Regions from separate parts of the Mus musculus genome. Here all the other regions are linked to region 1. A link is a loop called in an ENCODE intact Hi-C map of the cell type or tissue named here. Cell type or tissue: left cerebral cortex. All regions are shown on one strand.

The links. A loop is a pair of places that touch in the nucleus more often than their neighbours do. Peaks named below come from ENCODE experiments on the same cell type or tissue, not always from the same donor. Only the 100,000 strongest peaks of a DNase experiment are listed, where the experiment ranks them.
Region 2: it touches region 1 in a loop (4-fold over the local background); 3 of 42 quality-filtered maps call a loop at or near these places.
Region 3: a loop joins it to region 1, with 2.7 times the contacts of the local background. A loop is called at or near these places in 16 of 42 quality-filtered maps.

What each region holds. Positions count from the first base shown.
Region 1 is chr4:33,027,179-33,035,178 of GRCm38, reverse strand. Ube2j1 (ubiquitin-conjugating enzyme E2J 1) reads right to left here and starts at 3,799. Exons shown (of 8, transcript NM_019586.4): 1 at 3,563-3,799. The coding sequence starts at 3,593. 4933421O10Rik (RIKEN cDNA 4933421O10 gene) reads left to right here and starts at 3,856. Exons shown (of 2, transcript NR_036602.1): 1 at 3,856-4,322; 2 at 4,658-8,000. In left cerebral cortex, a CTCF peak has its summit at 4,185; DNase peaks (open chromatin) are centred at 3,772, 4,120, 4,278, 4,644 and 1 more place; H3K4me3 peaks cover 2,710 bases; H3K27ac peaks cover 1,791 bases.
Region 2 is chr4:32,610,902-32,618,901 of GRCm38, reverse strand. Casp8ap2 (caspase 8 associated protein 2) reads right to left here and starts at 3,432. Exons shown (of 11, transcript NM_001122978.2): 1 at 3,410-3,432. In left cerebral cortex, no CTCF peak of the experiment used is centred here; a DNase peak (open chromatin) is centred at 3,592; H3K4me3 peaks cover 1,720 bases; H3K27ac peaks cover 1,025 bases.
Region 3 is chr4:33,116,060-33,124,059 of GRCm38, reverse strand. No RefSeq gene overlaps it. Among named protein-coding and RNA genes, the nearest start is that of Gabrr1, 12 kb to the left of the region's middle. In left cerebral cortex, CTCF peaks have their summits at 3,985 (motif pointing left) and 4,740 (motif pointing right); a DNase peak (open chromatin) is centred at 4,739.

The sequences.
Region 1 (8,000 bases):
CAAAAGTTTAAGAACTACTGTTTCTGTTTACAAAGACACCGCAAAGGTATTTACTTTAAAAATAAAAATAAAAAAAATTAAGGATGGGCCGGAGAGACGCTCAGTAGGTAGGCAACATGCTACCAAGCCTGACAACACGAGACACAACCTGAGTCCACATGATGAAAGGAGAGAACTGACTCCAGCGAGATGTCGTCTGATCTCTATACAGTGACACACACACACACACACACACACACACACAAAATAAATAAATGATAAGACCAAAACAAAACAAAGGGCTGGAGAGATGGCTCAGCAGTTAGGAGCACTGGCTACTCTTCTAGAAGACACAAGTTTGATTCCTAACACGTGGAGGATCTTAATCCAGTTCAAGGAGATCCAATGCCCTTTTCTGACATTAATGAGCGCCAGGCTCACACTAGTACACAGACATATTCAGGCAAAACATTCCTACACATAAAAATAAAGTAAAATAATTAAAACAAAATGAACAAACAATACACATTTGAAAAATGTTTAAGTGGAGAGAGAAAAAGAATAACTTCTTGCCTTAACAAGCTTATAGCAATTAGAAGACTTGAAAAAAAAATTGAAGACACTGTGACAGTACTGACCAGGTATGAATAAGTTAAGGACTACCTAGCCTAAGGGAGCTGAGAAGGCTGAACCTTAGAGAAGTTTAGGAAGTAATAGGAATTTCAGATGGGCTCAGTGGAAAGCATTCCAAACAGAGGATCCGATAGGGATGGAGACATACCATCTGGAGAGTGGGTCAGGAGGAAATGCAAAAGAGCCAAAGAGAGGCAGGGGAAGGAGCTGGCAAGGAAAGCAAGGGTTAAGTCTTGAGCAGCCCTGTCCAGCAAGCTAACCAACCTAACTCTGAGCTTTACTGTTGCTAAATGATTGCTGCTCAAACACTGTCAATTTGAGAAGAGATCTAGTGAGTGTTTGTTTAATGGATCTGTTTGATGACACAGTAACACCTTCACCACAGGGCAGAGGTAAAGGAGCTGACCAAGACTGAAGACTGTCTTGGCACCACTGTGAAAGGTGTCTCTGTGGGAGACCAGATGCCTAACACGTGAAGGGCAGCAGCTCCCTGGATGCTATAAATCCATGGGATATCTGAGGGAAATAGAGGAGTTTGAAGAAGGTTGGGATACCAAGGAATTTGGTTTTTACAACTCACAGAGACCTTTTCGATCTGTGGGAAATCTGTAAAAATGTTCAATCACATATTCTATGCAGACCAGTTGATATGGTCTGGGTTCACTGGAAAGTCTGATTAGTGTGAAGTTTCGGTTGATACCAACAGGATGAACAGGATAATTCCCAGGCTTCTGGTACGATGGAACAAAGTTACCATATGCAGGACACAACGGTTAACCATAGTCTGTATTGTGTCCTCCAAGATTTTCCCATCCTTATCTCTGAGATAACCCAACACTAGCAGACAGGAAATGAGATGTTTCGATTACTTCCTCTCACAGTCAGTAATCTACAAGTAACAAAGATTTGAGACTAAAACAAAGCAAGCATTATCACCAGACTTCTCGGCACTTTGGCAACTTCTAGAGTTCATTGAAACTACCTTCTCTACGAACTCAAAATCACCTACATCAACAGGGAAGACAGTTTAAAGCTTTTTAAAGAATAGCATCACCTAGAGAAGAGAATTTGTAAACAGATACAAGAGTCAACCGAAGTCCAACTTACTTTCAAAATTTATTAACTTACTAAGTAGATCAGACTGGATCTCACAGAGATCTGCCTACCTCTACCTCCCAAATGCAGGAATTAAAGGCACAAATCACCATACCCATCTAGAAATGTATTAAATTTCTAAAGTTGCTTAAATTTTATCATAATCTTGGGTACAATAGCCTATCAAGAAGGAGAAATTTGGGGCTGAAGTGAGGTCTCAGAAGTTAAGAGCACTGCCAGCTCTTCCAGAAGACCTTATAAACTGACCCAGATGGTAGCTTACAGCTGTCTATAACTCCAGTTCCAGGGGATCTTACATCCTCACACAGACATACATGCAAGGGAAAAAAATGCACATAAATAAAAAGATAGATAAAAGGAAGTTGTTAAAAAAAAAAAAAAGATTGAACAATTTCCTGACAACATTTCACACTGCATTATTCTCTGGACATCTGCCTAAGGACCTCTGCTGCTCTAGGTGTGACTAAGTACTGTACAATTTACTGCACAGTTTGATTTTAAAAGTCCAACAAATTTAGCTAGGTGGCAAACACCTTTAATGTCAGTTCTGGGAAGGCAGGGGCAGGAGGATCTCGGCCAGCTTGGTCTACAGAGTGAATTTCAGGACAGCCAGAGCTACACAGAGAAACTGTCTCAAAACAACAACAACAAAATTCCAACTAATTTAATCATTCTGGCATCAAAATGGTAAAATCCAGGCATTTCTACTTTCTCTGACCTTTTTTAACTCTTCAGGTTTTAAGTGATGGGCTGAAGACAGAGACATGTCCCATTAAAATTCAGCCATATAATTCTTACACAGGCGTGGTCAAATTTTAAACAAACACCGTAGAAATGACTAATTCTACATCTGGTCCCTAAGGCCACTTACTTATCAGCATTCAAGCTAACAACATTCTGTTCAGCCAATATTCTCTGGCTTTTCCTTTATATATTCTAAAAATTTAAAATATATATATATTTTTAAAAAGATTCACAATACCAACTCTTTCCCATAAAGATATCAGACTTAAGTCCAAACTAAGAAGCAGTGTGGGAAAGAAAACAAACGGTGACGAGAGTTCTAGTTCAATGATCATCAATACCCTGAGGCTTATTATTCAGAGCTAACAGGGAGGAGTTTTTTCCCCCTGACAAATTATCAAAGTACATTTTTTAGGCTCCAGTAATTTGTGCTACGTCTGCCTTAAAAGATATGACAACTGATAATGGGTTTTTTGTTTTTTGTTTTTGGCATTGTTTTTAGTGCACCAGAAAATAACTGGAGGCCAGGATTGTCTGAGGGCATTAACTGAAGGAAAGAAATTCAAAGTAGCAATCAACCCCCCCAAATCATGGTTAATTCCCAAGTGCACAGCTCAACTAGTTTAGCTACAGGACATATTTTTTTTTTCTACGTCTATAAATTCTCCCCCAAATACTGAAATTGGATATTTCAACCACAATAAAAATGGGATATTTCAAATGTGAGTCAAACACCTAACAAAAGTTCGTCGGCAGAGGCGGAGGGGACACGAAGGACGCAGATGCGGCCAGGGATGGTCAGTAGTGCGGACCGTCGTCGCCTTCGCACCTGCCCTTGGCTCGGCTGTCTCCTGCTTCGCTCCGCAGACACCGGGAGGAAGAGGCCAGGAGCGGAGGAGCGCCAGCGCATCGGGGGATCCGCAGCGGCCGCCCGCTCTGCGGCCTGCACCCCCGGACCGGCCGCGGCCTCGCGTAAAGCGCGAGCCCGGAGCAGCCGCGAGGGCCGGCGGACACGAGCGGGCCGAGGCGCCGCGCTCTGAGTCCCGGGTCCCCCGCCCGTCCGCCCGCCCGCCGCCCCAGCCCGGCTCACCCGGGCTCTTCAGGTTGTAGCGGGTCTCCATGGCGGACGTCCCCGCTGCCGCTCTCGTCGGCGCCGCAGCTGCCCGGGTCTCGCGCGGCGGACGCGCCTAGCGAGGGCCTCCGCTGACACCGCCCAGTCCAGCCCGACCGCGGGCGAGGTGCGTGCCGCGGGGTCCGCCTCCCTGAGGGCCGGCCGGGCGCCGGGGCGTCGCCGAACGGGGCGCCGGGCTGCGGACGGCCTGCGGGACTGACGTCCCGGCTGACGCGCCGCTGCGTCACCGCCGGCGCCGGGTCTGTGAAGTCGGCCTGACGTGGCGGGCGCTTCGTGGCGGTCGGTCACTCGGCAGCGGCGGTCCCGCGAATCCCGCCCGCCCGGCAGCCCTGGGGAGACGGGCGGCACCCTCGTCGTCCCCTCGGCCCAGCCCGGGAGACCGACTCGCCGCGGGCCCTTCAGGGGTTCCCGCGGAGCTCGCAGGGAGCTCGGAGGAACGGCGCAGCCCGGAGCGGCGGGCGGGCGAGCGCGGCCTGGGACTGCGGCGCCGTGATGTGCGCTTCTCCGAGCCCGCAGTTGGCCTCGGTGCGATGGACGGGAGTGGCCCCTAGCTCCGCGGTGCGGTTAGCTAAGGCAGCGTTTTTCGGGGTGCATCAGAACCTCCCAGAAATAAAACCAAGGGGTCGCCTGGAATGTTAATAAAAACGCATAAATGGGACAGGTCGGTCTGAAAGAGATGCGGTGCGTTTGTCTTTTCGGATCATGGAGGACAGAGAAAGTAAGGTTCTGGTTCGGACGGCTTACCGAGATAAAAGGGCCTCAAAAAAGGGAGGGAGCCAGCGGAGATTAGAGAAGGTTATAGGTGGAATGAAGATTAACCAATTAGACAGATTAGTGTTCTTGTTTAACATTGTCAAATGTGTTTGTGGGAATGTCAGTAATTTTTCCCAGCCGTCTGAAGGAGGAGGGAAAAAAAAAAGATTTAAGTGGCATCTTCTAAGCCATTAAAGGCGATGTTTTCTGAATAGTACGGTGATAATCTGAAGAATAGAGAAGCAAGCAAAACCGAGCTTCAATGTGCTTCTCCATTAAGCTTTCATTCTTTGTGTTCAGTCCTCAAATTTAGCATCCAGCAACCTGCGCTGCTCCGACCGGCCCCATGACCAGGCCTGCCGAGGGGGTGTAGTCGTTCCCATCCGCCCGCCAGCCAGACTCGGAAGGCACTTTGCCCTGAGGCTCTCCTCTTCCTCCCAACAATGGAGATAAGGATGTTTCTCTTTTATTTTATTCTTGAAGCCACATCACCTCGTCCTTGGGGGCTCTTCCTTAGGTAAAAGACAGCAACAAATCCGGCATTGAGTTATGGGCCCATGGCAAAGCTTAATTATAATCACTGCAAGAGAAAAGTCAACTCTTAATTTTTTTCTAAATATAAACATGTACAGAGAGGGTAAATATGATTTTTTTTTAAAAAAGGAGTAAATGCTAAAAGTTACTAATTGCTTGACTGTTAACTGGGTCGGAAAGATTAATTTTCCCAGAAATGTAGGTTTGTCAAAAGAATACTTTGTTTCTTCAGAACAAATTCCCTCCTAGAAGAAAGTAACAATTTTCAGCAAACAAAAAGATTCCATCCCAAATTAAAATTTGGAAGAATTTCATCTTATTTTTTATAATAATCCTGACGATAACTTTAAAAAATAAAAAACAAACTTAAACCAGTTTCTGGCGATGCTGCAAATAACAAAAGATGAAGTTCAAAACACTTCAGAGTCTTGACAGCTTTGAGCTACAATCCCCATGTGTTGTATGTGTTGTTCCCCGTTTCTCTAGACAAAGCCCTGTGAATGTGGTCCCCTTCCCCTTAGCGTTGACATCCTGATACAAGCTCTACTGGACGTTGAATGCTTGATCAATTCATTTACTCTTCATGAGTGTTGGCAGTGACACAGATTATTTTAATGGTTGAAGAAAATTGAAGTCTTGAAGAAATTGAGCAGTTCATTTAAGTTCTCTTATTTATTTTGAGTACAGTGCAGGTTCTTAGCTTCTTGGTATATTTTACTGCTACAGTCCAGGTGAGACGTTATAGACCACCACACATATATAAGGCCAAATTACAGTCCTTTATTAAGCCAGCAACCAAGAGCAGGCTCTTGCCCCCAAAGACTCTCTCTGCTCAGGGTATAGCATTTCTAAAGAGAAACCACAACGGCATCGCATCGTCGGGGTCAGGGGAGCTTGTTTGCATTTGTTTTGACTATACAACCAGCAAATATTTTGGTTATGTATCTGAGCCATGGAAAGTCCCAAATGTGCTGCCAAGGCGGATGTGAATGTTGTTGGGGTGGGGGGAGGGTGAAGGAGCTGGGAAAGTGCTCAAGCAGACACAAAATGGAGCCCGAGTAAGATCAGGACAAAATGGTGTTACTTTAGTCATTTCACTCCTTGTTACTTTTAGTGTTTCTTTTAGTTACTTTTCAAATGCTTGATGTCTCTGTTTGGATTCCTTAGTTTCCAATGCGTGCCCACTGGCTTCTAGCTTTGTAACCAGAGCAGAGCCGGAAAGCTGGTCCCTGAAGTCTCTGGAAGGCAAGGCTGGTCTGCGTGGACCTTTAGCGTCCCGGCCTCTTCCTTCTCAGGAAGTCTTCTTTACCTGGATTTGGTGGATCCAGGGGGTGACACCTCTTACTTAGTATTTAGATGACTGTCCATAGTCTATCCATAGCCGACTAGCCCAGTGGCAGAGTCTCTGACTTACATTATCTGAACTCTTGGGAGCCAGGTGTGATGGCATATGCCTTTAATCCCGGTACCCGGAAGTTGGAGCCAACCTGGTCTACAAAGTCTACAGATCAAGTTCCAGGGCGACACAGAGAAACCCTGCCTCAATTAAAAACAAGGAGAAGGGCGTTCTCTTTTTACAGAACTAGCTAACTACCACTCAGCCATGGAATTAGCTTTTCCTCCTAAGAGGGGGAGAATGGGTAGCTATCAGGATGGCAGGTCCCATACCAGTGGGGATGGCAGGTCCCATAAGTACGAGGTTGACCCTGTTCGCACAACTCAGATGTTTGACAAACTCCCCTTTGTTTGAGAAGTTGCTATTTGTCTCTGTGTTGTCTGAGACCTTATCATACATGGCCTGCCCTAAGGGCTCAGGGAGCACTTTAGGAGGAGGACCGGGTATTAACTAGGTTCTGGCTCTCATAAATGGGAACTGAGCAATGGGGTAAGAAGGGTTGAGATCAGACTCTGAGTGTCAGAGAGTCTGGGAGAAGTAGAGAAGAAGGCTGGGAAAGGGGCCAAGTGGGGAGAGTGAGTGTCATAGAGCTTGGGGTGACAGGAGAGAAGCAGAAGGGGAGTCTAGACAAAATGAAACACAGATGGAATCAGAGGGTGGAGGCTCCTGGATCAGAGGGTGGAGGCTCCTGGAACCACGAGTATAATCCCAGAAAGGAATCAGTACAACTCACAGAACACCTAACAAGGGCAGTGGGTTTCTCCCTTAAAGGTGAGGTGCACACGCCAAGTTGGCTTCTAATCACTAATTCAAAGAACCTAGAGAATAGACTAGCTCTCTCTGGTTCAGCCCTGAGACAGAACCAAAGGGGACAGAGACATTAATAACAAAAATGCCACTCTCTGGGCAGAATCTGTCCAGTCACTCACACAACAATTCGGCCAGCCAGCCATTAGAAACCCAGGCCTCCCAAACACTCACTGAATCCCAGGTCCTCTACTGGTATCCCAATATAGTGTAAGAGGACAAGGGAGTACCCAAACCTAAGAGCTCCTCAGGAGGAGGCCTGGCCCTCTTAGACCCTAAGGCTCCCCAGGAGCCCTGGCCTTCAGAACTGAGTTCCTAGAACCAGATGGACTCAATCGGTCCCGGTGTCTGGGAACACAGCAGCTATCCCAGACCTTCTGTGCTCAGCAGCAGGCACACGACCCCGGAATGACTTCAAGGGGTACAGGTATGGACTGAGTTCCGTGTGCATACGGTAATATCACTGGGATTTCTGTATGTTACAGTCCAGATGAGAAAGTTAAAGTGTCCAAGAATAGGCTCTTGCCCCAAAGAAACTCTTGGCACCAAAGCTTAAAGCTCAAGCTACAACATCTCTAAGGAAAAAAAAGCACAATAGCATCGTTATCAGGTATAGGTCAGGGGAACCTAGTCACATTTGTTTTGACTATATAACTGTGATGGTTTGTATATTCTTGGGCCAGGGAGTGGCACCATTTGGAGGTGTGGCCTTGTTGAAATAGGTGTGACCTGGTTGGAGTAGGTGTGTCACTGTGGGTGTGGGCTTAAGATCCTCACCCTAGTTGCCTGGAAGTCAGTCTTCCACTAGCAGCCTTTGGATAAAGACATAGATCTCTCAGCTCTGCCTGCGCCATGCCTGCCTGGATACTGCCATGCTTCCACCTTGATGATAATGGACTGAACCTC
Region 2 (8,000 bases), 420 kb after region 1:
CTATTCAAATGTCCACTCATTGATTTGAAATTTCCTTTATAACAAAACCTGAGCTGTCCTTAGAATACATATATATTATATATACAATATAAAATATAAAAATATTTATAATATATATTATTTATGTATTATATGTATTTGTATTTGTTTATTGTGTTTGTACAGATGGAGGTCAGAAGAAAACTTGGGGGAATTTATTTTCTCCTTCTACTATGTGTGTCAACCTCAGTCAGCTTGTCAGGTTTGGCATCAGCTACTGGCTAAGCTATCCCACCCACCCTGAGCTGTCTTCAGAACAGCAATCTAACCGTGCTCCTGCTGTGCTTAACCACCTTTGGGTGCTCCTTGCTGATCAGGACAATGAACACACTTGCTAACAGTTCTGCAGAGGTCTTGCATGCCAGTCCTGTACCACTGAACCAGTGTTATTCTGTTCATGGTTCTTCTCCAACCCCCAGCAGCCTACGCAGATCACATGAGTAGCTCTATGAGCACACTTGTTCTCTCCCGGTCAGCAACTCTGAAAAGTGCAGACTGTCTGCTCAATACTCTACCATTATTTAACTGTTATTTTGGCCAAAGTAATGTCCCCTAGGCACAATGTCGTCCCACTAGGTAAGGACCTCTGATATGTTCTTCTTTGGGTTTTAGGGAGCATATGGGTGAGAGCATTGAGACAGGGCTCTCCATGTAGCCCTGGCCATGCAGGAGGTCAATCTGTACACAAGGCAGTGTGCAAACCTAGAGTTCACTTGCCTCTGCCTCCTCAGTTCTGGGACCAAGGGTGTGCGCCACTTCACCTCACATTGTTCTATATCTTTATACCACTGTGTCCTTTCCCTAGAGGACTTCTTTCCACAGTTCAACTGTTGCAGAATATTTATCACACTGCAAACCCAGGATCTTGTTATTTACCTTTTTTTTTTTTTTTTTTTTTTTTGGTTTTTCGAGAGAGGGTTTCTCTGTATAGCCCTGGCTATCCTGGAACTCACTTTGTAGACCAGGCTGACCTCGAACTCAGAAATCCGCCTGCCTCTGCCTCCCAAGTGTTGGGATTAAAGGCGTGCGCCACCACGCCGGCTCTTGGTATTTACTGAAAAGCTCTGTTTCTAGTTGTGTGTCTTGGCCCTTAGCACACACCTTAATTCTTCTGGCTGGAATACAGACAGGCCCTCAGTACACTCCTGTAATTCCAAAAATGAAGGTAGAGTTTGTAAAAGGAAGCACCCATGTTTGAAAGCGGTGTCCAATTGAGTGGCAAAGTGCTGAATCAGAGAAAGATTTGACAGAACAGAGTATGCTCAACTCTCACAAGAGTAGAGAGGAAAGGGAAGCTACTAAAAGAGCAGTGCAGAGAGAAAAAAAGTAAAAAAGGAGAGAAAGCAGCTTTACTGGGACAGGTGTACAGAGACAGGTTGCAGAGAGAGAGAGAGAGAGAGAGAGAGAGAGAGCGAGAGAAAGAACAAGCTAGACACAGGAAGACAGAACAAGCCAGACAGGTCAGAAAGAATGAGAAAAGATGAGCTTACTCAGCAATAAGTCTCAGAGGCTGAAAACACTCCAGGACTAGATTAGATTGTACAGCAGCTAGAAGCTTTCAGGACTCAGGCAGTAAGCTTCGGAAATGACAATTACATCAGGTGATTAAAGTTACATTTAAATTCAACTCTACATTCCCGTGGGATTTGAGAAAACACGTCCACCTTGCTGACAGTACAGGCCCAGGTTGGACAAGGGTCATCTGTTTTGTTCCCCACCATCATCAGCTCTTAGCACTGTCTGGCATAGCGGTTAGTAGTTAGTAAGTAATAAAATAATTTGTTAAGCTAATGAAATGCCAAATTAGTTAAAGATGATTCCGAAATTTCTACCTCTGATAAGGTGGAAGGCATTCTTTTAATGGTAATGGAGAAATAAAGAAGACCCGGTGAATCACTTGTACAACAATCAGGTGAAAATGTCGGTCTGGGTTAGAAATAGAGTTGGATCCCTAACAGATTTTTCTTAAAAGAAAAGGAGAGTTAAGATGATTTGGGGCTCATTAGCATCATGGTGACAGGTATATTAAAAAAAAAATTACAAGTCAGTGAGTCTCCCAGGGTGGGAAGATAGGAGAAGAAAGAGAGAGAGAGAATATGAAAGGTAGAGGAGTGAGAGAGATCTTTCTATACTTCTTCTCATCTCCCATCTGAGTTACTACTGAGAGGAGTGGTACACCTTTGAAACATGCAGAGGCCAAGTTTTAAAAACCAAGAAGCTAATGATTGATTAATAACAGCTGCTGGGCTAGGAAGGTTGCTCAGTAGTGTGCAGTCCTCACAGCTTTGAAAAGGCCAGTCCCTAGCACCAAAATGTTCTTTAAAAATTTTACAGGTTGATAACCATTATCTGGAAGGATAAACAGCTTCAACAGATTCATAAGCAAATGCATAGAGAAAGGGGTCATCTAATCTTTTCTGAAAGCAGTATGAAGTTCAAATTTTTCAATACACAAAAGCATACATTTGTAGAAGGAAAACAACCAGGCAAAAGCTAAGAGGCAAATCTCACTCTAGGTTCTGAGGATGAGACAGGCATGAAAAGCAGCATACATTACACAAGTCAAGTATTGATATAAGTGCGCTAAGTACTCCTTTAAATTATCCTGAAGCTCCTATCAAGTCTATATTATTCCTTATCCCGTCTAAATAGATGAGGAACCTAACAGAGCCAATTAGAAAATCTGCTGCAGCCAACAGCTAGAAAGTGGAGAGCTGGGATAAATTCCAGTCAGATGTCAAAAATCAAAAACACCCCTTAAAACATAAATCTCTGGACATATCCCGTAAGATGGCAGGAAATACTATGGAAAAAAAATAATTTGGGGTATGGTAACAGAGCCAAGAAGTCTTGCCTAGTGGCCTAGTCCCTTCCAAGGCGGGGTTGAAGCTCATAGGAGAAAGGCCTTCAGCGAGAAGTTTGGTGTTGGTGTGGCGAGAAAAGACCGCCAAGAGGATCCTTGAAGCACTAATGCTTCCTGAGAATTCTACATTCCCATGTCAGGGATGGTTCGAGGCGCTGCGGAGAGCACATAAACAACTTCTTCTCTCAAGCTTTCAGCTTGGGAAACTGCCCCTGTCACTGATCGCCCGACCCTCGGGACAGCCCCTTCTCCACACTCACCGAGAGCTCGGCAGTAGGGACTTGGGAGACACGGGTGGGGGAGGGGAGGGGCGCGCTGTAGACCCGGCGATGTTCCGGGTGCTCGCCCCAGCGCCCCCCGAGACGCTCCGAGGGGCGCTCCCCGAGGACGGCAGCTGGCTCCTCGAGGCCCAGCCAGGCACAACCCTTCGCCCAGAGCGTAAGCCATCCCAGGCGGCACCCCGCTGCCTCTCCCCAGCAGCCCCGCGACAGGCCCTCAGGAACTTACCCGGCCGGCCAGCCCCGCACAGCGGCCGCTGTCCGGACGCCAGGCGCTCCGCCGTCTCCACCAATCGCAGCTCACGGTAAGGACGCCAGGGCGGGACCGAGCGCCGACAACCAATTAGATAAGACGCAAAGCACGTCTCGGCGCACACAGCCAGTTCCCGCCATTGAAGGCGGAAAAAAAGATTCCAGTTGGCGCCAAACTCTGGTACTTACTCTTCTGTGGCTCCGAAGGGAAGTGGGCGGGCCGTGACCTCAGTGACAACGGGGCGGGGTTTCTCCGCGGAAAAGACGTCACCAGAGCGGAAGTGGGGCGGGTCTGGGAGACGCTAATGAAAGGGAAAGTAAAGGTGGAGGCTCCTAGCTGTTTTGGCTGAGAGCAAGTGGAGAAGGCTTGAGGTCTTTAGTGTATAAATTGTGTCAGCTGCGCGCTAGACAGCGCTAAGATCTGACCTTTAAGATGCCATCCTGGATGGTGAACGTAGCGTAGAATTACTAATTCAGCGGGATAGAAGAAGGTTTTTGTTTTTGTTTTTCCGTATTAAACTTTTTTATGTAAAGCCGGGCGTGGTGGCGCACGCCTTTAATCCCAGCACTTGGGAGGCAGAGGCAGGTGGATTTCAGAGTTCGAGGCCAGCCTGGTCTACAGAGTGAGTTCCAGGACAGCCAGTGCTACACAGAGAAACCCTGTCACGAAAAACCAAACCAAAAAAAAAAAAAATATATATATATATATATATATATACATATATATATACAATAAATTATTTTTATCGTTTTTCCCCTACCCGAACGCATCTCTGATCCCACCTCCTTACCCACCGAACTTCATGTTCTCTTTCTCAAAAAAAGAAAGAAAAAAGGAAAAAGAAACAAAAAAGAAACCAGTAAGAAAAAACAAACAAAGCCAAGACAATACAAAACGAAACAAAAAGCTCAGACACAAAAACATGGAATTCAATTTATATTGGTCAACTACTCCTGGGTATTGTCCCTTCCCCAAAGTCTGGCTGATAGACCAGTGCCACTCTACTAAAGAAAACTGCTGTCTCCTTTCTCTGCAGGTTGAATTCAACTGCAAATACCTCCTCAGGCTTGAACCCCAACGGGTCTTATGAGGGTTATCGGCCTCTGCATTCATATATTTATTAGTCCTGTTGTGTCTGTTCCTTGGATGACACAGTTCTTGGAGTCATCCGCCACCTCTGGCTGTTGAGAGTCTCTCTGCCTCCTTTTGGGTAATGGGTCCCTGATCCTTGAGGCAAAGGGTTTGATGAAGGCGTCCCATTTAGGGCTAAGTGCTCCAAAGATTCACTCTCTGCCCATTGTTAGTTGCTTCCTACTGTAAGAAGTTTCTCTGATGAGTCTTGAATAATGCAGTGATTTAGGGGTATAGCGCTATGTCGTGATGAGTATTTTATTGGCCTTTGCAGAATCATAGTAGTAGTTTTACCTCTAGGCTTATGAACTATCTAGTCTCAGGTTCTTGGCCATTTGAGCAGTGTCAGATATGGTCTCACTGAGCAGACCTTAAATCCACACAGAAAATGGTTTGTTATTCCTATAGCATGCACGTCACTATTGCACCAATATGTGCAGGGACCCATGGCGTTGACCTGGCATAGATGCCTTGAGAGTCATGCAGCATAGGTTTCTCAGTTTAGAGTCCATGGCTCCTGAAGCACGATGCGCCTTCCCATTCCTGAGAGACCAAATGCTTCAGGCAGTGAAGTACTCAGTACTCTTTGTGTTTCTATGTATGGTCGCTCAGAAGCCAAAGAAACATGGAAGGAAGCTTGACAGAAAAATTGGTCTTAGCATTAATTTTGTATACCCTTTATAGTTTGCAGACATCATTGTACCCTGGCAACAGCAACTGTATTGAGTCTGGTAATTGCCATTAAATTCTGTTTCTGATAAAGGCGTAAAATGTCTAATTACTCTCAAAATTGCCACAGTTTCTCCCACTAGCCTAGTTTGATTTCTAACAGCCGTTTCTACCCTGGCCCGGTCAGTAAATGAAGGAACATACAAATATGTCTTGCAGGCATTCCTGTTGTAAATGGCAGGGTCTATGGCTGGGTAATATTGATGATCACCCTTCACCTCCAGGAACATCCAGAATACCTTTCCAGCACCGTACTAGTCAGCAGTGGTGAAGGTTCTAGTTGGGCACCAGCTTAACTTTCCCATGTTCTTAAATATCACCTCACAGTATTTTCACCTCATAGTGGTAGAGAATGAGTTCATGGCGTATGCGAAGCACGTGATCTACCACGGAGCGACACCTATCTCAGGACTCCTCCAAATAAAAATGTATCCACAGTCCTTAGATGAAAGTATACATTTGACTATTCATTGAATAATGTATCATATGCCGGGCATGGTGGCGCACACCTTTAATCCCAGCACTTGGGAGGCAGAGGCAGGCGGACTTCTGAGTTCGAGGCCAGCCTGGTCTACAGAGTGAGTTCCAGGACAGCCAGGGCTATACAGAGAAACCCTGTCTCGAAAAACCAAAAAAAAAAAAAAAAATGTATCATATGACTGGGGTGATGGCTTTGCAAGTAAAAGTGCTTTCCACATAAGTGTGAAATTCAGATCTCCAGAGCCCATGTAACTGCTGGGTATCCAGGTCCATCTGTAATTTCAGTGTTCAAGAGGAAGAGACAGGGGATATCCCTGGAGCAAGGTGGCTAGCTAGAGCTCTGAATTCAAGTGAGAGACTCTGCTTCAATATATAAGGTAGAGAGCCATCAAAGAAGATAACTAATGTCAATCTCTGGCCTCTACATGCACATATATATATATATGTACCTGCATGCATATGTGTCCGTGTGTATGCAAACATGAATATGCATACATTGTGTTCACCACACATACATTGAAAAATCTATTTTGGGTATTTTTTTGTTTTCAATTTATTTGTTTTTATTTTATATACATGAGTATTTTGCTTGCATGCATTTCAGTCCACTATATACCAAGTGCTGTGGAGGCCAGAAGAGAGAGCTGCTGCCCCCTACTCCCCGGAAATGGTATTATGGATGGTATCATGAAGGTGCTGGGAACTGAACTCAGATGCTGTGCCAAAGCAGCAAGTGCTCTTAATTGCCGACCCTTCTCTCAGTCTCTTTCATCTCCCCCACAATCCCCAGTTCTCACAAAATAGATTCTCACATAGTCCAGGCTGCCTTCAAAGTTATGATGTAGTTGAACATGCTCTTCAACTCCTAACTCTTGGAGAATATTCTGTGTTAGATCTCTCTCTCTCTCTCTCTCTCTCTCTCTCTCTCTCTCTCTCTCTCTCTCTCTCTCTCTCCTTCCCTTCTTCCCTCCCTTTCTTCCTTATTTCCTCCTCTCCTTCTTCTTTGGTTCTTGGGACAGGGTCTTCCTATGCAGTCCAAGCTGCCTTCAACTCACTCAGTTGCCTAGCCTGGCCTCAAACCTGCAATCTTTCTGCCACAGCCTCTCGCGTGCTGGGATTACAGATATGCATCACCACACCCAGCTTTTCAATTATTTTGTATACATGGAAATGTAAATTATGTGAATTTAGCATGGTTGCTTAATTAGATCCCTTATTGGTAGGTACATTGACAAATGCAAATAATATGATAATAACAACTCATCTCACAGATGTCATTTCTTCATTTTTAAAACAGATCTTACTTCAAGTTAAAAACAGCAGGTCACTGGTCATCTACAGTGTGTAAGTAGGTGTGTCCCAGCAGTCCATCTGACTTCACGTTGGCAGCAGCCTTTTCTCTGAGGCCTTCACTGAGGCCCGGCACCTTTGGGAGCCTGAGCTGGAGCTGAAGCTGGGCCTTAGCTGGAGCTGCAGCCTCTGTCTTGGTTTGACCCCTGGGCTTTGGATGTCAGAGCCTATGGTCCTTGGCCGTGTAGCTTCAAATCCAGTTCCCAAGCTTGGGGTGAGCAGGGAACACCCGGCTTAACCACCGATGGCCTCTGCTTGTCCACTCGTTGTGTTTTCAGTGTTGGTATCTTCCTCGGGCCTTGCTGTTGTGCTTCTTGGCAAAGTGCATGTTCCTCAGGAACTTGGGGTCAACTCCTTAAGAGACTTGTGTGTTTGTAACTGTGCCATTTTGGGGATTGGTTGTGTGTGGTGTGGTTCTTGGACCTGGCCATGTCTGCATGGTAAACTGAGGTTTCCACAGCACTGGAGACCAGATAAGCCAAATCATTTCTTAGCCAAATCATCTCTTAATTCTGGGCTTGCATAGGACAAGACTATTACTAAGTTCCAGAGCAAGAGATTACAGTGTGTTAGCAGGTCACGTCTTGGGGTTCAGGGAGAAACTGGCTAAAGATGGCATGAAAGGAGTGCTTTGTTTATGAAGCTACAGTATATCATAAATAGGAGATTGTCTTGATTCTGTTTCAAAAAATTTACAAAATCTATAAAACTAACATTTTTCTAGAACATTTTTACAGGCAAAAATTAGGCTGTAATTTCATGCTTCATAAAACTGCCTTTGATCAAATGCCAGAAGTGATGTTCTGGTGACAGGTTTGAAAGACAAATGTTATGAAGTGCTGTAGTATTCATGCTAGCACATTTTAAAGAGGACACT
Region 3 (8,000 bases), 89 kb before region 1:
AGGTATGGCCTTGCAGAATAGATGAGGCCTTGTTGGAAGAAGTGTTGCACCAGGGCTAGGGAGGGTCTGATATAAGTTCAAGCTACGCCCAGGAACAGTTTTCTTCTGCTGCTTTCAGATCAAGATGTAGAACTCTCAGCTCCATCTCCAGCGCCACATCAGCCAGTATGCTGCCATGATTTCCATCATGACGACAATGGACTAAACCTCTGAAACTGTCCTTTGTTCTTGCGCGCGCCCGACTTGACCAACAAGAACGATCTTGTGCGCGCCGCACTCGACCAGCAAGAATGACGCTGCAACAGGATCCTTCTGCACACGTTTATTGGGAGAGCTTGATTGCAGAGGTGAAGAGACCCCAAGCCCAGAACTGGTGCTGCTTTTATAGGCCTAGGAGAGGCGTGTCTCACACCCGGATTGGTTATGCACTACACCTCATTTGCATGTTCCTCATCTGATTGGCTACTCTCTCTCTCTGTACCTCACAGAGCCTCATTATCATACCTCATTTGCATGTCTCACATCTGATTGGTTATACTTTCAAAGCCTCATTATCATGCCCGGGCCAGGCAGTGTCTTTGCAAAAAACTTTACTGCATATGTACACATTGGTTGTTTGTCCAAACTTATGCGTGGTGGCCAGCAGTAGTCAGTGCCACTCTGCAACGGCACATGTGGCTTCCCACAGAACGACACTGCAACAGGATCCTTCTGCACACGTTTATTGGGAGAGCTTGATTGCAGAGGTGAAGAGACCCCGAGCCCAGAACTGGTGCTGCTTATATAGGCCTAGGAGAGGCGTGTCTCACACCTGGATTGGTTATACACTATGCCTCATTTGCATGTTTCTCATATGATTGGCTACTCTCTCTCAGTACCTCACAGAACCTCATTAACATACCTCATTTGCATGTCTCACATCTGATTGGTTATATTCTCAGTACCTCATTAACATGCCCGGGCCAGGCAGTGACTTGGCAAAAAGCTTTACTGCATATGTACACATTGGTTGTTTGTTCAAACTTATGCGTGGTGGCCAGCAGTAGCTAGCACCACTCTGCAACGGCACATGTGGCTTCCCACATCAAGAGCTGCCTTCATCGTGGTGTCTCTTCACAGCAAGAAAACCCTAAGTCAGACTGTAAGAGCTAGGGGATCAGGGAATTTTCTGTGAGATAGTAGGTGGGTGATAGTGAGCATTAACCATACCCAAAGAATTACAGACAAGCAAGGAATTCTGGGAGTGGGAGAAATCTTCAGGAACCAGCACACCAATGGTTCTCAATCAAATGATTAACCCTGAAAATATACATACAAGTAATATTATACAGACTGAGGAGGCCATATTTATGTACTTAGTAACTTATATATATACATATGTATATGTATATATATATATATGTGTGTGTGTATATATATTTGTGTATCCCTATATATGCATATATAATATATGTATATATTTCTAAATGTATAAATACATGTCACATATAAATATCATGTGGTAGTTTTTCTTTGAGACCCTAAGAAAAAGGAATTCGACTGAACATTACATACTAGAGGCAAAATTCAACAGAGTTTCTTGGTCTTGGTTTCCTTGTCTCATTAGGATAGCAAACAACAGGTGATTTCTAAAGTGCAGTCCAGGATCCTTCTGATAACATCTAGACAGAGGCACATTTGGAATTGTTCAGTACCACATGGCTCAATTTTGCTAAGCAAACTGAAAGAGGCTTCTGTGGAGAATAAGAGTCTTGGAGGAACTTAAGGGAAAAACCAATAGAACTCCATGGTGACCCCAATGTCAGCCCCCTTGACAACCGTTCAGCTACAGAAACCGAGGCAGCAGATGTGACGCCTCCAGATGGCAGTGTGAGCTCAGCGTGGTTGGAGAGTCGCAGTGCCCTGCTGATATCAAGGATGAGCGACAAGGGGAGATGTTCTCAGACTGAATGCAACAGAATATTTAAGACAATGCAACACACCTCCGAGGAGTGTGAGCATGAAGAGATTTTTGGATGCTAGATTAGGAAATGTTTTTCTAGGGCTTAGTAGATGAGTCCATTGCTGCAGTGCCTGCGGCACAAGCTTAAGACCCTGAATTTGAGCGTCCTGGTTACACAGAAAGCCTAGGCCTGGGTATATAACCTTGGCACCGGGGAAACAACGTGGACAAGTGGATTCCTAGAGCTCACTAGCCAGTTTAGCCATTCCAGGTTCAATGGGATACCCAATTTTAAAAAGGTGCAGAGTCACCAAAGAAAGTATTAGCCTTAACCTCTGGCCTCCACAGGCACCTGCACACCCCCTACACACATACCTTGTCATTCAGGACCTCCTCCAAGTGACTGGCACCATTTTCTGGAATTCTGCTGGGCCGGCTGGCAAAAGATTATCATAGTTGGGCAACTGACTGCTTACCTTCCCTCTTAAGTCCCTTTCCTGAGTATCCGGCCATCCTTCCTAGTCAGCTGGATGTAATTCTGCCCTAATTGCACATGCCTTGAGGTCTTGGGGAGGACAGAAATACTAATGTAACCTGTACTCTTCTGCCGTAATTGAGTGGCAGACACAGTGACAAATAAGGGAAAGATTTGACAGAATAGGATATGCCTGACTCTCAGAAGAGAGAGGAGAGGGAAGCTACTTAAGAGAGAGAGAAAAGAAGGAAGAAGGCAGTTTTACTGGGACAGACAGGTTATAGAGAAAGAACATGCTAGACACAGGTGAAGATAGAATAAGCCAGAGAATGAGAAGGAGCCAGAAGATTAGAACAAATTGCCAGAGTTAATATGAAGCCAAGCAGAGCAACTCAGTGAGAAGCTGAGAGAAGCCAGACTGAATCAGTCAGCTTGAAGATGCGTCTACATGAAGGACAGGCTCATAGCATCTGCGGAGATTTTATAATAAGGCCTCTTCTTCCACCAGGAGGCTCCCCTCCCAGAAATGAGAGGAGAGAGGCTTGTTATAGAACCCTTTCTGTGTTGGGCCCTGGCTGTTTTCTGCAATTACAAGAGCTCAGAAGGCTTTTGTTTTTGAGCCTCTCTACTGAGTCATATGGTCCACCAACTCACGCTGATATGTCATGGAAGGAGACAAAGTTATCACACAGCAGAGATGCCTGAACACCCATATGTATTGCGGCACTATCCACAGTAGCCACACGACACCAAGAGGTTCTAGTGGAATCAGGCATGTGGAATTCCATACGCAGTCAGCTTAAACTCCCATCAGTGCATCACAACTGGATAGCCTGGCACACAACTACACACATGCACACATATAGTAACTCAGCCATAAGTAAGAATGAAACCACGTGGTTTTCAGGAAAGGGGGTGGAACTAGAGATCAAGTTGAGCGAAATGAGACAAACTCAGAAGGACAATTGCCACGTGATAAGGAATCTAGATTTTAAAAAGAAAACATGAAAGTGTGAGAGAGATTTTAGGAAGAGCAAGAGAGCCAGGAGATGGGGGCAAGGGTGATGGAGCAGGAATATGATCAAAACGTGTTATGAATGTGTAGGAAAGTCACAATGAAACCCCTTATTTTAGGTGGATCCTCCGCTGGGCATGGCTGCTTGGGGAGGCAGAATGTGGAAAGTTTGACCAAGCTTACCCGACCCTGGGCTGTAGGGAAGCGCGGAGACGCCCTCCTGGGGCAGGAAAGCACAGTCTGAGATGCTGGAAAGTCTGAGTTGGTTCAGGGGTCTCCAGGCCTGCGATGAGGCCAGGGTCATGGGATTCTCAGACTCTTGGACATCCAGGTGCCTCTGGGAGTGGCAGACAAGAATGGAGTCAGGGTTTGAGGCCTGGGGACAACGTCTAGCCTGGGGCTGAAGAGATGGCTCAGTGATTAAGAGCACTGGCTGCTTTTCCAGAGGTCCTGAGTTCAATTCCCAGCAACCACATGGTGGCTCACAACCATCTGTAATGGGATCTGATGCCCTCTACTGATGTGTCTGCAGAGAGCAACAGTGTACACATATAAAATAAATCAGTCAGTGAAAGATTCTTCTGAGCCCTGGGTAAATACGTTTCTGTAAATAAGTCAGACCACTTTCCCCATTGTTCATCCTTGTCCCAAACATTTAAAGCTACTGTACAACACTGCTCTAAGGTGGCATCATTGAACATAATCTGCTGAGTTAATTCTTTACCCAGCACACTAACCTTCACCTAGCAACTGATTCCTGGCAATGTTAATGCCTCTCGAGTCCTATTGCATTGCTCCATAGCTCTTCTCTCCACCGTATCAACCATTGTAGTTGAGGGCCAGGTCGTAAGATGGCTGACATGAAATCTTTCCAATCTTTTGGAATTATACCATTTTGCATGGGCCAGTTATTAAGCATCTGTTTCACATAAGGTGATTGTATGCCATAAGCTACCATTGCCTCTTTAAATCTTTTTAGATCTAGCATCTCTATGGGCTTCTATCCAAAATCTTCACAGCCTTGTATGTTTCTCTCACCTGGAGCTGTCTTATTGTAGTTGAAAGAGAAAGAAAAAAGAAAGAAAGAAAGAAAGAAAGAAAGAAAGAAAGAAAGAAAGAGAAAGAAGAGAAGAGAAGAGAAGAGAAGAGAAGAGAAGAGAAGAGAAGAGAAGAGAAGAGAAGAGAAGAGAAGAGAAGAGAAGAGAAGAGAAGAGAAGAGAAGAGAAGAGAAGAGAAGAGAAAAAAGAAAAAAATCGTTGTTGGTCTTCTAATGGGACTAGACTGCCACCCTGAAATATCACCACTAGGTGGCAGCATAGGCTTTCGATTGGATTTCTCAGACCTAGCAAGACAATTCTTTTTCTGATTTGAAAAATCCTCTAATTTCTGTTTTATTGCTTTTAATCTAGCATTCCATCTCTCAGTTCTTTCCTTATTTAATTCTACTTTACTTTTATCTTTCTTAGAACGGACATAAAAAACTGCAATTATTACCAAACACATAATTAGATCTATGTTTATAATTAAAACAAACCTATACAGGGTCCAAACACCCTCTGACAGTGTTTTCCATTTATTTTTAACTCCTTCCCTACTCTTCCTTCAGAGACTTCACTTTATTATATTTAAACTTAGTATTTCTTTCTTTGACGGTCTATAGTTTCCTATTTTCAGTGTTTATGCACACTTACAAAATATTTCCAATTACTTCTCTTTTACCACTTTCAATCTTTGATAATTATTTCTGTACTTAAGTTTCTTTAAACTCTGTCCTCTGCAAATTGCCCGTTCCGAACATGCATTACTGATTCTGAGATCTTCAGCCTTTGTTTCTTTCTAGAAAGGTGCAGCTCCAGGTACGGGGCTCAGGGATGTGTTAGGTCCTGCCTGGGAGCCTGTGGTCTCCACCCACTGCACTTGCAGCAGCAGCTGGCCGGAGAAACTGCAGCGGCCAGGTGACCTATGCCCACCTGAGGCGCCAGCAACCGGCCAGACCAGAAGGGGCAGTTGCCTGAGCTGCACCATCTCCTTCTCTTGGTCTCTCCTAGGCTTTTGCAGTCGCCATGGCTCCACACTCTTGTGCCTGGATTCTCTCGTCTGGCTCCTGTGTCTGGAACTCGTGGCCTAAGCCTGAATCGAGTGCCTAAGTTTGGATTTTGTGCCCCACATTGGTGTGCTAAATATTGCGGTGTTTTCACGGACCTACTTACCTTTTAAATAAGTCAGAAGAGTTCTAGATAGTTTAAATCTTCAGGCCTTGCTGGGACAGAGTCGCAGCTAGCTTTTAACTTAACCTGACTTCCCGGCACTGTGTCCCCATCACAGGCCATCTCTTCACTTCCCTGATCCATCCCACTCTCCCGTCTGTTTCCTTCTAGTTTCCTGCCTCTGCCTGCCCAGAAGTTCTGCCCATTCTTTCTGCCCCAGCTATTGGCTGTCAGATCTTTATTATGACTAGTCAACCATAAGACAAGGCCGGGTCCATCTCTTGGGATTGCCTTTAGGCAGTGAGGGCTGTTTGACCTTCATCTTTGGGGTAGGTGTGGAAGAACAAGCATTTACAAATAGAAAACCCAGTAATGGGCCAAAGAAATGACAATACCAAAGCCCTGCCAGCACTTAGCTCTCAGCCAGTACAGAATTAACAACTGAAAATACAGAGACACATCTTAAAACAATGTGAAGAAAGGTCACTCCAACCTGTGCTGGTTTATTTCTTTGTTTGAGGGTGAGGCAGGGTCTCACTTGTAACCCTGGCTGTACTCACTGGCTGGGGACTCATGTGTAGACTAGGCTAGAGAGATGGCTCACCAGTTAAGAGTAACTACTGCTACAACTCTTTCAGGTGACCCAGGTTCAGTTCCTAGCACTTACGTGGTGGCGCACACAACTGCCTGTAACTCCAGTTCCAGAGGATGAACCAGGCTGACCTCATAACCACAGAGACCCACCCACCTCGGCATCCCAAGTGCCCAGATTAAAGGTATTGAGAGGACAATATAAGCCCCATTTGTCCCCATTTAAAGACCCCATTTTCTCCCATTTTGAGTACCAGACCTGATTTCAAAAAAGGCCTTAAGGCACCAACTTCAGGAATAGACCGTGAGTCCCAGAAACTAGGTCATAAGACACCAGCTCTAAAAACCGACCACAAAATCCAGAACAAGATCATAAAATCCTCTCCAAAGAACAGCCTGGGGACAACCACAAAAACAGGGAAATATCTTATCTCCAAGTGGGTCATCTGCGCTGGACAGCCCTACGTCATCACATGATTGCACGCTCATGACATAGGAATGTAGACCACTTATCACCTGTGACCCCCTAGCACCCACCAGTCGAAAGTTCAGATTACCTAATCCTTCTAGAGGGTTCCCCCAATTCCCTAGAAGAAGGCCTGCATGCCTTTATCTGGGGTTACCACTTCAAAGAATGGTTGACCCCCGCATGCTGGTTGTTTCTGCAGAATAAATACTCTTTGCTTTTGTATGCTATCTGAGTCTGGGATCTTCCTTCAGCAATTTTCAGACCTATACATTAGATGAAGTATATGTGATTTTTTTTTAAGCTAAAAAGCACAGAGATAGTTGGTGTCCCAAATACATGCAAAAGATAAATTATATGAAATTATAATGAAGCACATTAAGATCCTATGTAAACCTAAAGACGGTTTTATGTGCTTTAAATACATTAAACTGGCTTTAAGGTTACAATTTTATTCCATAGTTTCTGATCTTGAGGGTTGTATCATTACTGAGGCTTGATCAAAATAAGAGTCGTGATTTCTCAAAGAAGTCAGTAGCGGTCAAAGATCAACATTCACACACTTCAGTAGATGAGGACCACAAAGCAGAGACCACTGTTGTGGGACTCGGATGCCATCTGCTGACCTTTGCAGCCTCTAGGTTGATGGAGCATCAGGTAGACGTAAGCGGATTTATACTGTCTCCGAAAGACATTCGGATTTGTCAGGGGTCTATGAAATCAGGTCAGGGTTGGATTTCCTTGCTTTCTGGAGTTTTCTGATTCCTTGCTAAACTGTTGTGTCTTGTAGAGGGCCACAAAGGCCTGGACAGAAGAGGTTTCAGGCCATTTTCCTGGCCAAAAAAACAAACAAACAAACAAAAAAAAATGGGTGCAGGGCAGGGTTATCATCATAGTGTGTGTGGCGTCTGAGAAACAGGTAGGTGGCTGAGCCATCTCCTGCCTGCGGAAAATGGGAGACAGTCTGGGGCAGCAACTAATAGCCAATTCCTATGAATCTGTTCTAACAGGTTTCTTCTCTCTTGGGCTCACTTCATGTTGAGGCTGAGCAGACATGAGGTCAGGCGTTGTCAGCCCGTTCTCACTGGACCTGTGTTCAGCTGTGGTATTTACAGTGTACCCCCAAAGTAACCCGCTACTCCGCATCTGCTTCCTTGTTCCAGTCAGATTCTTTGATCATTACGGGTTTTGCTTGATTGGTTTGGGCTTTTTGCTTATTTGGCTTTGCTTTTTTGAGATAGAATCTTAAGTTGCTCAGGCTGGCCTTGAACTTACTCTGCAGTACAGGCTAGCCTTGAACCTGT